Linked DNA regions of Homo sapiens: region 2 is linked to region 1. The links are chromatin contacts, found by Hi-C or POLR2A ChIA-PET in ENCODE. All regions are on one chromosome and are shown on one strand. The core of a region is the stretch at or near the end of the contact, and the rest is flanking DNA. Distances in the headings are between cores, read along the strand shown. Region 1 holds the start of PLSCR1 (phospholipid scramblase 1). Region 2 has its middle 24 kb from the start of CP.

Evidence for each region. A loop is a pair of places that touch in the nucleus more often than their neighbours do. ChIA-PET counts read pairs that join two places held with the same protein, here RNA polymerase II (POLR2A). Pooled maps may share reads with other maps.
Region 2: a map with no recorded cell type shows a loop between it and region 1 (14-fold over the local background). The contact joins the enhancer-like site here to the promoter of PLSCR1 in region 1. A Hi-C loop is called at or near these places in 1 of 37 single-sample maps with no recorded cell type and 1 of 50 pooled maps. POLR2A ChIA-PET finds 5 or more read pairs at or near these places in 1 of 52 experiments (activated T-cell).

The regions. Positions count from the first base shown.
Region 1 is chr3:146,542,199-146,546,546 of GRCh38, reverse strand. It overlaps PLSCR1 (phospholipid scramblase 1), which reads left to right and starts at 1,940. Exons shown (of 9, transcript NM_021105.3): 1 at 1,940-2,080. RefSeq lists an enhancer at 1,611-2,090.
Region 2 is chr3:149,244,113-149,248,460 of GRCh38, reverse strand. It overlaps the pseudogene CPHL1P. Among named protein-coding and RNA genes, the nearest start is that of CP, 24 kb to the right of the region's middle. Within about 2 kb of position 2,585, at least 7 of the 41 ENCODE cell types and tissues checked have a DNase peak (open chromatin) inside an H3K27ac peak, as active enhancers do.

The DNA of each region.
Region 1 (4,348 bases), core at 691-3,190:
ATGTTTTGCAGGATGTGACAAAAATAATCAACCACATTAAAGTACATTTTCTTAACTCACATCTGTTTGTGCAGCTCTGTGAGGAGATGGACACTGGGCATGCATGTCTTCTCTTATACACAGAAATGAGATGGCTTTCTAAAAGTAGATCACTGGCTGAAATTTTTGAATTATGAGAGCTGCTCCAGAGATTTATTTTAGAAAATCAGTCACCATTGGCGGCACATTTCAGTGACACAGAAAGGGTTGCAAAACTTGCTTACTTGTGTGATGTATTCAACTCGATCTATGAACTCAACTTGTCGCTTCAGGAGAGAAGGACAACTGTGTTCAAGGAAGCAGATAAATTGGTTGCATTGAAAGCCAAACTGGAATTATGGGGGCAACGAATGAACATTGAGATTTTTGACATGTTTCAAACATTAGCAGAGATTTTGAAGAAGACTGAGCCAGCAGCTTCTTTCTCTCAGCTGATGCATGATCACCTATCTTAGCTTTCAAAAGAGTTCGAGCATTACTACCCAACCACAAAAGAACCCTGAACTGGGAATGAATGTATCCATGACCCATTTGTGAGTAAGTCAGGTGAATCGATTTTGTCCGTACTAGAAGAGGATCAATTGCTTGAGATCACAAATGATGGTGGCCTTAAAAGTATGTTTGAGACAGCTTCAAATCCCATGTTCTGGATTAAACTCAAGGTGGGATATCCTGAGATTGCCACAAAAGCACTGAAGAGTCTGCTTCCATTTCCAACATGCTATCTTTGTGAAGCAGGATTTTCTGCAGTGACAGCAACCAAAACAAGATTACGGAGTAGACTGGACATAAGCAACACACTTCTGGTGTCACTGTCTCCCACCGTTCCCAGATGGGACCTTCTAATTGCAGGAAAACAAGGTCAGGGCTCCCACTGATTCCACATTATGGTGAGTTGTATAATTATTTTATTATATATTACAATGTAATAATAATAGAAGTAAAGTGCGCAATACACGTAATGTGCTTGAATCATCCTGAAACCGTCTGCCACCCGGCCCTGGTCCATGGAAAAATCCTCTTCCGTGAAACTGGTCCCTGGTGCCAAAAAGGTTGGGGACCACTGGTTTATCCAGGGTCATCCAGGTTGGAGTGGGGTCAGGAGAAATGGGGAAATTTAGGTAAAAGTATACAAAGTTACAAACACGTAGGATGAACAAATGGGAAGACCTAATGTACAACATGAGGGCTATAGTTAATGATAGTGGTATTCAGGATTTATGCTAAATAAGTAGATTATAGCTGCTCTTGCCCCAAGGGGGGAAATGTGTAATTATAGGAGTTGATGGATATGTCATACAAATAACTTAAATACACAGAATAAAAACTATTTTAGTTTAAAAAGGAACAATATTTATAAAAAAATAAAGTGAGCTCGAAAACATTCAAATAACTGCTTAAAAATTAAAAAGTAATATCACATAATTTAATAGAAGGAAAGAAAGAGCAAGACAGCAAGAAAGAAAAGGCACCATAAAGAAAAACAATTTTGGCCCCTCCTCATTTGTAGTCTTAAGCTGCCTCTACTCCCTCGCCTTGAAAAGCCACGGGCTTCCGAGGGATGGAGGTCAAAGCCAGAGTAAAGAAAGTTCCCGGGGGAGGCCACTCCCCAGCTGATGACTTTCCAGTTCCAGTTAGTGTCGGAGTCCCAGTTCCTCTCCTTAACCACCGGACAAACGTCTCTGGAGTCTCTCCAATGAGCAAGAAAGCAAGTCGGGGGTAGGGGAGGGGCCTCACACCAGGGGGTGGGCGCAGTCCCTCCTCCAGCTCCTTCACCCTCCAGTAGTCTCGTGGGTCCCCGAGCGCCAGCGCGGGAACCGGGAAAAGGAAACCGTGTTGTGTACGTAAGATTCAGGAAACGAAACCAGGAGCCGCGGGTGTTGGCGCAAAGGTTACTCCCAGACCCTTTTCCGGCTGACTTCTGAGAAGGTTGCGCAGCAGCTGTGCCCGGCAGTCTAGAGGCGCAGAAGAGGAAGCCATCGCCTGGCCCCGGCTCTCTGGACCTTGTCTCGCTCGGGAGCGGAAACAGCGGCAGCCAGAGGTGCGCGGGCGGCTTTCTCTGCCGCCTCCTGGGGACTTGGGCGCGGGAACTGCGCGGAGCCTGCGCTGGGGCCAGGGCCGGGGTCAGGTGTGGAGGGCAACTTGTGGGGAACCGGCGCGAGGGCCCGCAGGTTGTGTTTGCTGCTCTGGGGGTGGAGGATGTGGGGTGAAGGTTGGGGCCAGAAATGCAAGAGGCCTCTGAAAGGGACCCTGGAAGTGGAGCAGGTACACGGCAAGGGGCCCCAGGCGGCCCAGCGGCACCCGGGCTCACCCCAGAACCATTCGAATGACAAGGGGTGCCCTGCCTGAAAACGCCTTGCGGGGCTCAGCTTCCCCTTAGCTACACTGCTTTACAGGTAGAGAGCGGCCCTGAATCCTGGGTAGAGTCTGGGCTCAGGAGCATGTGCCAGCGTAGTGGGGCTATTAGAAGGAATGGTTAATACAGCCTGCAAGCTGTCATTTATCAGTAAGTATTCAATGAAGTCCGCCGGAGCCCACATCTATGCTAGGCCCTCTACAATACCAGCTTAGGAAAGATAGTGGCGGTATCTAGCACGGTTCCTAAGACCATTAGCTCCAGTCAGGCTCCCCGACTTTAAATTCGGCCTCTACTGCTTCACGTCTGTGGACTGTCAGCCACTTTCTTCTTATATATGTTCTTTCCATTGCCTCATCTCTGAAATTGTGTAACTATTAAATGAGCTACAGAGTATTAATGTAAAATTCTTAGAGCAGTGCCTGGCGCTACAGAAAGTACTCAGTGAAAGTTAGCTCTTATTATTTTAAATATTTGACAAAGTTCCTGCTTCTCCAAGCTGATTCTCTGGTTCCCAGGTGGTTTCATTCATGCACTGTTATTCCTGGAAGTCTTGGCATGGCCACTTCCCAGTTCCAGGAACAGGCAGTCGTTGTTTTTTCTGGCTTATCACATTGAGATACATGGTTACTACAAGTGACACTTAAACGTGTCAGACAGTTTGGGGGCTCCCTTCTTGAACTTTTTCTAAGAGCAAACCTTTGTCTTAATGCCACCCTGTTTACAACAATAGTAGGGCTTTGAACAATGAGAAAATGCGGGGAAATGAAAAAGACATATAAAGGGAAAGAGTGGATTTATGCAATTGGATAGAAAAGTGGCATGTAAAATAGCTGGTTTATAGATCAAACTGCCTTTAGATCTGTAAAGGAGCTTAGAGTACATACAGGTGGAGAGACATCAGATGTGTGTGAGCAGACCCTTATGTACTTCTCCATCTTCATCTCTAAGAATGTCTCCCTCTTTTGCTCTGTAACCTCACTCGTCTTCCTTTACTTGAATGAGGGACGTTCCTCCAGCTCAGGAATTCTACCTATGGAGTTCCCTCTATCTATGATGCCCTCCAACACCCCACCCACCATACCTCCATAGACTAGTTGATTTGAGACTTCCTTCATCTCCTAGTCTGACTTTTCTTAAACCCCCTACCACCATCTAAGTTAGTGCCCCATAACCCTTTCTTATAGCAACATTAATTTTATTTATAGCACTTAGAGTATTTTTAATAATATATTTAATTCTTAATTGTCTGTCTCCCCTAGTGTCTAGGTATTGTGCTCTAGTGCCTGGTATAGTGCCTTGCATGCTCTATGCCTTCAATTAATTCCTTTAAAACCACACAAGCTTTATATTTAGTGAATATTTATATAGGAAGAATTTCTATGTGTATATATGTGTATCTGTGTATATACACACTGTATTGCACTGCCCTGAATAGTGCTAAATTAAAAAACCAAAACACTTTTTAATCAGAACTTAATAGTTGCACTCTTCAATTTTCCATATGTTCTTTTAAGAAGTGATTAGAAAAAAATGATGTCTCCATATGTTGTCTGCTGCTGTAAAAGAATACCTGAGACTTGGTAATTTATAAAGGACAGAAATTTATTTCTTACAGTTCTGGAGGCTAGGAAGTCCAACATAATCATGTGTTGCTTAAATACAGGAATACATTCTGAGAAATGCATCATGAGGCAATTTTGTGGTTGTGAGAACGTCATAGAATTTACTTACACAATCCTGGATACTATAGCCAGCCTACTATTTAGGCTGGGGTGGTGGGGTTGGGGGTGTTGAGGAGAGTCAGATTGAGAGCTGAGGGAAGTCTCAAATCAACTAGTCTATAGACGTGTGGGTGAGTGGGTTGGTGGAGGGCATTATAGACAGAGGGAACCTCACAGGTAGAAGTCCTGGGCTGGAGGGAACTTGGCTCATTCAAGAAAAGGAATGACC
Region 2 (4,348 bases), core at 1,336-3,835, 2.7 Mb before region 1:
GATGAAGAGGAATTTTTGCTCTTTTTTGCTCTCCGTCAGCCTCTAGAGCTTGTCTCTTTGTGAGCCCTGGAGGGAAGCCTGTGCTATCCTGTTGCTGCTGCTTTTGAGTGGGCCCCTATCTTTAGTAACCACAGGATGTTTGTTTTCTCTAGGATTGTGGCTGAATGCATGAAGATAAATAACGCAATCTGACCCTCAAGGTTCTATTATTATTTACGCAAAAAGGAAAACACTTTATTAAAAAGAAAAACCATGCATATTGTTTGGGGAGGTGAAATGGTCACAGGGAGCAAAGAGGCCCTGTCTTTAGCTAGCATTTAGCCTCCAGCAGGCATCTTCAGGGCTCTAATTTTAGTAATTGTAGCACAAGTTTGCAGAAAGTTCTTGCTGCTTATCTCATCTCAAAACCACCTGTGTTTCAGAATTTTTCAGAGCCACTAATTCAACCTGCTTCCAAATAGAAAGAAGATTTAAAATGAATTTTATACCTGTAGTTTCTGGCTTAGGATGAAAGGGAGAGAGAGTAAAATGAAGGTTTTTAGTCTGTAAGAGAGAAAATCACTTTGGGTCAATAAACAGGCCTTGCAGCTCCTTGCAATCCTCCAGTAGAATAAGGAGCAAGGGAATAAAAGGCTTGAAAGTTGAGATTGGTCAAGAAAGAAAAGAAAGGGTTTCATTTTTAAATTGTATGTTTTCCTAGGCATAAACCGTTGTTCATTAAAATAAGTTTTCTGGCAAAAAAAAAAAAAAAAAAACTCATAAAATTCTAAATGATTTAAAAATTTCAGGCAAAAATCATGTTTCATAAATCAGCAATGATCTACTTGTTAAATGTTTTTATTTCATTTGGCTGCATGTTAAGTAAAAGGATAAGAATAAGTCACTGTGTAAATAAGAAGAGAGATGACTCATAATTTAAAATAAATAACAATTACTCAGACATATTTCTTTTTATATTCCCTAGGTCCATTAATATTGCTCAACCCTGGTCAAATAATTCAAATTATCTTTAAAAATAAAGCCGCAAGACCGTATTCTATTCATGCTCATGGAGTGAAAACAAATAATTCCACTGTTGTTCCAACTCAGCCAGGTAACTACTTTGGGAGAAAAATAATCCCCAAAGCTTTTATGCAGGACTACGAGGCTAATGTTCTTTTAAATATATGGGTGCAGTTCCAGATGAGAGAGACGAGTGGACTAGTAAGATGAGCCTGAAGAAAGCATTTGGCGGGGGAGTTCCTTCTGCAAGTCAAGTTTACTTCCAGGCTGGGGCACCATGAGCAAAACTGTGAAGTGAAGGTTTGGTCTTCAGGGCCTACCTCCCCAGTGTATGAATTTCTCCTCTAGGTCCACCCTCCCTCCCACCGCTGTACCTGTCCAGCTGCCAGGTATTCTTATACTATATACAATCTCTCCAACTAAAGTGCTAAAGTAGGAGTTGAGTACAAGATGCAATATGTGAGAAAGTGGGGGAGGATTGAGCCAATAAGAGGAAATGATGGACCCCATGTATTAACATTTCCGTGGAATGGAATCACTGCTATACAGCATGCCATTCAACATAATTAACTCAGAAGAACATTAATATATTTTACTTAAAAATGCCCAGTAAGCAGACTGTGATATGAGGATTTGTGTGTAGATAGTGCTCTTGGAATCAACTAATATGGAAAGAATGAGAAATGAGTAGGATTGGACAGGGAGTGAGGTTAAGCAGAGATGCAGCCTCAACAGAAGTCACAGCCAACACAGTTCTGAAGATAGGGTGACCTTCAGCTTTCCTAAGCTGGAGTGAGAGAGCTGGGCTGTTATGTCCCTGAAGCAGTCATTAGATGCAATCTTGAGCAAGGTAGCTTTCTTCAGCCAAGGCTCTCTCTAAAGGAGGCTGACGCCTGCTGGAGTGAAATGTTCTTCATTCTTGATTGGGAATCTAGGGGTGGCATCAGAATGTCCACTATAGTTGCTCACCAAAACAAGTAGTTTTGGAAATTAAGAGTATCAATGAAAGCCAAATTCAGAAAGAAAAGATTTGTAAAGCAGAGGGACTGACAATAGACTTTGATGGTGGGCGAAATGTTTCTTTTTGTTTTTAAAAGCAGTCCTGTGGTCTGTTAAGTCTCATATCAAGGGAGTTTGCAAGTCAGTCCACTGCTCTGATTAGTTAAGAAAGGATCTACTACATGCATTCCACAAACACTTCTGAGTACTCTACCTGCTGTATGCCAGGCATTGTGTGATGTACTGGAAGGCAAGGGTTAGTGCTAAGTAGATTGTTACAGATTTGGGAGCTGGAGGTGGGGTTGGTTAATGTCATAGGACTATAACTCCCATGGATCTGTGGAAGTGGGAGATACAGAATTACGGTGGGGAGGGAGCAAAAGAACTTCACTGCAATATAGAATATAGAATTAAGATCCAATAGGACTAATATGCACAGCCTTGAGGGCAGGGAGGAGGTACATGTGATCCACACATTGGAATGTTCAGAGCAGGGATTCAAGGCTTTGTCACATTGAGTAATTGCCACATTGACTAAGATCACAAAGCAAGAAGTGAAACCAGAAGTGAAAGCTAGGACTATGCTGCCTACTATTTTTATAGCTTTAGTGTTTGCTCATTGTCTGGTTCTCCGTAAAGAAGTCTGATTTTAAAAGCTCTATTTAAATACACTTCATTTGTCTATTTCAGGAGAGATTCAAATATATACTTGGCAGATACCTGATAGAACTGGTCCTACCTCACTGGACTTTGAATGCATACCTTGGTTTTACTATTCAACTGTATCTGTGGCTAAGGTAAATTTTAAATCAAATAACAGTTCTTATCCTATCTCCTCCCAGAAATTATAACGGAAGGAAGAAGGTATTTATCATTGCTCTTAAGAACCTTAGTTCCATGTAAACTTTCTATTAAGTAACTTAATTACTGTTCAGCTTTTATTCCTACATTGGTCTGCATTTTTCAAGAGCAAAATAAACTATTACCTCATGATTACTTAGGCTTATAATTCTTTGCATAATCTCACTGTGAATTGAAAAATATATCTAATTATACAATAATAGACTATACTTTGTTCCACTGAATAGTATTCGAATTACAGAAAACAACATACACTAAAGAATTTTAAAATTCAGTTGGATGTGGTGGCTGATGTCTATACAAAAAATTTTAAAATTAGCCAGGCGCAGTGGCACATGCCTGTAGTCCTAGCTACGGGAGGCTGAGGTAGGAGGATTGCTTGAGTCCAGGAGTTCAAGATTATGCTGAGCTATGGTCACTCCATTGCCTAGGTGACACAGCAAAACTTGGTCTCTAAATAATAATAATAGTAACAATAGTAATCATAAATAAAGAATGGTATAATTCTATGATTAATAAGAAATATATATATACATATTGTGTGTGTAGGGGGGTGTATGTGTGTGTGTGTTTATATTTAAAACCCTCAACTATAGGGTTCAAGTTTATTTGCACTAAAAAAAAAAAAAAACAGTGCAAGTATTCTATTTGAACTCTTATCTTGGCCCACTCTGCCTGGAACAAGAATCTACACAGAGATTTAATTCAAAAACAAAATGAAGACAAACAAACCAAGACTCTCAACTAAAAGCTGCTGCAGGGGCAAAAGCACAAAGGTGAAGGGACTAACTCCTTTAGACTTCCTGCCAACCAACTTCAATGCCAGGAATTCTAATTAAAACCAAAATTCTTTTTTTATTAAAATGTCAAAAATAGAGCTAAATCCACTGAAAAATGTATCTAAAATCCCTTTCAGAGGTTTGGTGTTCTCTTTAGACTTCAACTCTAATGAATGAGGTTACAATTTTTCTTCAATCAAACATTGAGCATGTCAAATATTTTGTTCTTCACTCTCAGAATCCTGATAATTAAAAACTCAGGATTTGACCTCATTAAAAACTAAAACCGGATTCTACCTCTTTTATTTTGTGGGGGAAAATGTTAGTTGTGGCCACAGTGAACGATCTTGCTTTGCCTCCTCAGGACCTTCACAGTGGACTGGTAGGCCCTCTCTCTGTATGCCGCAAAGACATCAACCCCAACATAGTTCACCGTGTTCTCCACTTCATGATATTTGATGAGAATGAATCCTGGTACTTCGAAGACAGTATCAACACCTATGCTTCAAAACCAAACAAAGTGGACAAGGAAAATGATAATTTTCAACTCAGCAACCAAATGCACGGTAACATTCACTCACTGACTCACCAATGGTAACCCACAGGTTGCTCTGCACAAATGAAACAGATGAAAGGGCCTCGCTCCACACTGTTTATAGAATTCAACTACATATAACTGGTATGGATCATGTAGACCAGGGGTCAGC